Regions from separate parts of the Homo sapiens genome. Here region 1 is linked to region 2. A link is a loop called in an ENCODE intact Hi-C map of the cell type or tissue named here. Cell type or tissue: K562. All regions are shown on one strand. Each heading gives the region's core, and the rest is flanking DNA. Links, peaks and the distances in the headings are about the cores only. Region 1 overlaps TGFBR3 (transforming growth factor beta receptor 3). Region 2 overlaps TGFBR3 (transforming growth factor beta receptor 3).

Region 1 (2,811 bases), core at 120-2,619, 88 kb before region 2:
CCTCAGACAAATTTGTGCCTCAATTTTCTCATCCATAAAATGAAGATATTATTAGCCTCCCTTATAGGATGGCTCTAAAGAGTTAACTAACTGCTGCAATACTTACAACTCTGTTTGGCACATAATAAATCTGCAGCAAATGTTAGATGTTGTTATTTCATTATTACCGCCACTGCCTAATATTGTGTAGTCACTCCAGATTCCAGATTTAGGTTGCACATGATTATTAACATTATATATAGGAAATAGTTTAAATAAGTTTATACAGATACTCAGATCATGATCTAGAAAAAAAAATGTCATGAGTTATAATAGCACATAGCATTTCACTTAAAAGTGAGTGCAATTTAAAAGATAACAAGTCAGTTTCAGTGGCGGCATGGACCCACAGGGATTTGGCTGCCCTGCTGGGGGCTAAGGGGACTGTGCAGGGAAAAAAAAAGAAATAAAAGATAACATATGAGGTGGTTTTGAAATATTCCATGGTTAACTCTAACACTGCAACTACTGAACTACTGTTCCAAAAGCAAAGGACAGGGCTTTACCAGTAGAATTCACACTTGCCAATTTTTTTTTTTGTTAACATTCATCTACAAAATACTGTCTTCACTTAGCATAATGTATTAAATCTTGAAATTTCCTGCTTTGGTCAGAAGTCAGTCTGGAAGCGTTCTCTGAGCCAATCCCTCATCAGACCTGTTGAAGGTCTGTGAGGTAGGACAGGAAGAGGTCTGTACAGGGTATTTTAGCTGATGTCTAAGGAACTATAGCCCAGCACTAACCTAAAAGGTCAAGGCTAACTTTCAGGTCTCACCTCAACATAAACGTGTCCATTCTCTGGCACAGAGAAGACGCCCTGGGAGGGCACCAAAAAGAGGTCAGTGTTGTATAGCTCCATGTTGAAGGTGATGTTTCCGTGGGGCTGTTCCTGGAAGCTGCTGGGGTTCCTCACCTGCTGAAGGCTGCAATTAAACTGGAAATAACAACCCACAGGAAGATTAATGACAGTCATATGAAGGATGAAGGCCCTGTAGCTTCATGAGCTTTGGCTTTTAACATCTGATTTTATTTTCAGATAGTCCCTAACTAAAGCCAACAAAATAGACAGCATTTTCCACAAACCCCCTACTGATAACAAACACATACCACCACGATTTCAGGTCGGGTGAACAGGGAAGCATCTCCTTCATCCATATCTCCCGGAAATCCATTATCACCTGACTCCAGATCTTCATAACCATCTGGCCAACCACTACTGTCCCCAAGGGCTGGAACCTGTATCACAATCTAAAAGGCAAAGAAAGCACAGCCAATGTTATAAAAACACCAAACCATGTGTGTTTGGTTCTGCCTCACACAAACACTCATGTAATCATTCTGATGCAAATTGAAAATCTGACTTTAAGACAAAATAATAAAATAACATCCAGGCTTTTTCGAATTATATCTTCAAAGTGATGAAGAATAAGGAGAAACCCAATGCAGGTTCAAGTTAAAAGCTAAACTAATATTTGTATCTTCTCTTGTGAAAAATAAATATTTATGTTGTAACCATATTGAATAATTACAAATGATTTCAAATGGTGGGAAAACACTAGATACTAGAATGGAGTTGAATGGAGTTGTCAAGAGACTTGCCTATACCGTGAGAAGGGGCTTCCCCTTAAGAGTCTTTATATTATAAACTCTAAGAACTACTAGCAGTTGGCGAATACAAGAAGCTTTGGTTATATATATCCTTTAAGAGTTGTAGAAAGTTTGGTTGGAGTCAGCAGCGAAGGACCTAATGTTTGGTTATATATATCCTTTAAGAGTTGTAGAAAGTTTGGTTGGAGTCAGCAGCGAAGGACCTAATGTTTACTATGGAGCACATCTCTTCATTGCCGCTCTTGTACCCCTCTAACTTTTGCTCATTTCTTCCCTAAGAAATCTTTCTCTATGGTGTATGGATGTGGAAAAGAATACGTTTTATTCCAGGAATCTTTTTTTTCCACCTTTTTCGCTATCCACCTGCAGATATATTCCCGGAATCTATCTTGACATAGGTTGAAATTATGATTCCTGGATTATTTCTAAATAGGATGAGAAAATTCACCCAAGGGTCATGACGCCATAAATGAAATCCTAATTTCTTTTGCTTCACATGCTTGGATTCTGAACATGATGCAAAATAGAAATATATAGTAAGTCTGAAAATTACTACAAACAATTATAATTGGTGAGAACAGCTAAAACAGTCTCCAAAGGGAGTAGGATGGGAAGAAAATTAAAAAAAAAAAACAAACTGCCTTTCTCTCTGTACCAGGTCCTCCAAAGAAAGTACTGACGCCAATTAAAGGAAGCATCTAGGATATTGCTAAACTCAAAGATCATAATAAAGAAAAGAAAAATATGTGAGAAAAAAAGGAACTTTAAGGGATCATTACATGCCTTTCTCTCCTGAAGCAACTGACTTTTTTTTTTTTTTATTTTTTCTTAACAGACATATTACTGTAGCCACTTTTGGTGTTAACTTGGACCCCAGTTTTAAAATGCCATAATCAAGTATTTCAGTAATATATGACATTCATTATATCTGTAGACACTGGATAACTGAACGAAAATTCATGCTGCAATTATCAGGAGGTCAAAGGTTAATAAATTAATTATTTGAGTAACAAAAGGAGATTAGCAGGGCCTAGCCTGGTGTCTAGGAAAGATTAGTGGACAAGAGGTCAGGAAGTTGGATTCAGTCGTCCTGGCTCTGCCATTAGCCCATCCCTGGAGTTTAAAAAAGCAAGTCTTTTTAACTTCTTGGAGTTCAGTTTCCTC
Region 2 (2,811 bases), core at 33-2,532:
ACTCCTGCTCATTCTACTGATCTCTCAAGGAAGCTCCCCAAACCTCCCTCACTGTGTTAGATCTGTATTTTTTCATACTCTCATGGTACTCTCCGTTTCTCTCCACAGCACTTCCTGTGATGAGATGTACATAATTATTTGTGCAATTATTGGTTTCACATCTACATGCTCCCAAAGACTGCAAACACCACGAAAGAACAGAACCCAACCACTCTGTCTGCTGCTGCCTGCCTCACCCCAGCACAGTATCTGGCACAAAACAGACACTCAATTATCGCTGAGAAATGGGGAAGAACCATGGGGTGATGCATGCTGCATGGGCTTTGTGCCAATAAGGGACTGTCTGTCTCAGACTTCCTGCTTTCACTCTTTACCTGAGAGCCAAAGCCTCACTCTTATACTAAAAGGGGCAGAAAAAAAAAACACCAACCATGAAATGAAGGAGGTGGCATTTTTGGTTGCTAAGAATCAAGTCCCAGTTGGGGCTTCCCCACCTTCAACTGTCACAGAAAGCAGGAAACACAAATCTGTTTTTGTCTTCTCTTCCCGGACACTCTTCTGGCCAATCCCCTCTCTCCAGGTGGCAGGACAATCCTCTATCTCTCCGTTGGCACACCACAGCCCCAGCCTCATCCTGCCACTTCTGGGTCAGGCCCTAGCCTTCCTGTCCCTTTCCCTCTGCCACAGCCAGCTCATGAACCTGTCTCCCATCCTTCCCCCTTGGCCTCATAGTGGTTCCTTCCGCAATCTGTCTGCACAATGCCAGGGCCAGCTCCATTCAGGAAGGCTTCCACCTGGGAACAGCATGATCCACCCCACAGGCTCTAGCACAAGTGCCTGAGTTAACACAGTGGCTCAGATTCTCACTTGACCACCATGGGGCCCGAGTATAGCACCTCCCAGCCACGAAGGCTTGGAAACCAGGAAAACATGCTCCGAAACCCCATCTGACTCATCTGCTCACTTTTGTGGTGACCTGTGAGCTCTGGAGCTGCTACTGTAGGCCCTCACCGGCAGCCTCAAAAGGCTGGGAGTGTCTCCTGTGGCCACGGCTGAAAACCCACATCCCGTCTTCCCTACGCAATCTCTTCCCTGCAGTCAAGAGCCAAGTGAGTGACATGCTCTGATGATGCTCCTTATCAGCAGCACAGCAAAAGCTGTGTTACCACGTAAGGATCAACCAGGGCGTGGACGATGACGAAAGAACACACCTGAAAGCAACAATGCTCATAAGCACACACGCGTGCTCACTTCACACCATACTCTATCATGAAAAGGCATGTTGCAGATACTTCATCCAAAGCCTCACAGAAACTCTATAACCCACTATAAGTAAACTGTTGTGAGCCACACAGAGGTAGAATGTGTATTTCAGAAAAGTGCTTCCTGGCAGTAATGTCCATATGGATTCACCTCCAGAGACAATCCTCACTGGTGCCTCCCAATCTGGATATTTCAGTTCATTCTGGGCATCTGGTATGTGACGAGTACAAGATTCCTTAAGGGTAGCTCCCAAAGAAATCTAACTTTTCCTTGGACTCAAAGTGTGAGCTGAGTTTAATCCTCCCCTGCTGGCTTACTCGAGAAATCTGATCTCAAAATCTTGCCGGGTGTCGTGTCTTGTTTGAACTGAAGTCAGGCTCTGCTCTTCTGTTTGGTACACTCTCCTCGGCCACCAGCACAGAGGCACAGCCCCCTTCACCCACAAGATGCTACTTCTACTGACAAAAATATTTACTGACCTGAAGACAGCACAAATTCAAATAAACTCTGGTGAGAAACTCCCCAGGTGGCCCAGACCACGGCCACACTGCCAAGGCCACTGCCAAACCAGCCTCCTTCACAAAGCAGGCCCCCACCGCTCGGGTGCTCAGCAGCTGGGCCACCTGAGGCCACACTGTGAAGCACATGGTGGCTCCCTGGGCCGCTGCCTTGTGTGAGAAGCTGGGGGTTAACTCTTCATATGTATGGTTACCACACCACTAGGGGCCACACATCTTGTACATGTTTCTGATTCTCACAATACCACTGTGAAGACAGTGTTAATGCCCTCATTTTAGAGTGATGGGAAACTGGAGCTCATGAGAGGCTAAGAAACACATCAGCAGGAAGTGGCAATAGGGGATTTGAACCTGGGTCTCTGAGACTCCAGCTCCAGACTTTTCCCCTGGCAGAGCACCACCTGCCTCTGCCTTGTACTTTCCAGTTCCTCGCCTCAGGACTGGGTGAACAGATGCATAGGCCAAATGTAAACATTCATTCATATCTACTAAAATAAAATAAACTGCTCGGTTCACACGTATCACCTTTGGTTGACTTAAAAGACTTCATGAACTTAATGAAACTCGTTTCTCATTTTACCAAATGCCCTCCTCCATCCTTTTCACTAATGCTTGCTTATCTGGACACATGGGAAACGTTCCTAAGATCTCGCTATAACATCAATGTCTAAATTCCCAGTTCCACTTAAAGAAAAAAATCAAATGGACTCACCCTTTCATTATGTCCTTTAGCTGCAACACAGCATTCCAATCTCAGTTACAGAACCCCCACATCCCTGCTGGCGGTGGGCCAGCTCCAAAACTCGACAGAACGCAGACAAAGCATTTGGGAACAGATGCATTTGCTGCACAGACTTTAAATTTAATCAGTGCCAAAAGAAATTACTAATATCACACCTCATGCAACATGGACAAAAATACTGGCGGGGGGGGTAATGTTTTGGAGAAGACATAGTAAGTAATTTTCACATTTAATAAATGTGATCCTCAAGCATTCTAAATACCAATGCATACCAAGTTGACACAAACA

What was found. Peaks named below come from ENCODE experiments on the same cell type or tissue, not always from the same donor. Only the 100,000 strongest peaks of a DNase experiment are listed, where the experiment ranks them.
Region 1: it touches region 2 in a loop (4-fold over the local background); 8 of 110 quality-filtered maps call a loop at or near these places.

What each region holds. Positions count from the first base shown.
Region 1 is chr1:91,715,422-91,718,232 of GRCh38, forward strand. TGFBR3 (transforming growth factor beta receptor 3) reads right to left here. Exons shown (of 17, transcript NM_003243.5): 11 at 1,147-1,287; 12 at 815-973. Among named protein-coding and RNA genes, the nearest start is that of TGFBR3, 170 kb to the right of the region's middle. In K562, for the core only: no CTCF peak of the experiment used is centred there; a DNase peak (open chromatin) is centred at 1,220.
Region 2 is chr1:91,803,770-91,806,580 of GRCh38, forward strand. The region is part of intron 2 of TGFBR3 (transforming growth factor beta receptor 3); the gene reads right to left. Among named protein-coding and RNA genes, the nearest start is that of TGFBR3, 81 kb to the right of the region's middle. RefSeq lists an enhancer at 1-266. In K562, for the core only: no CTCF peak of the experiment used is centred there; DNase peaks (open chromatin) are centred at 292 and 1,102.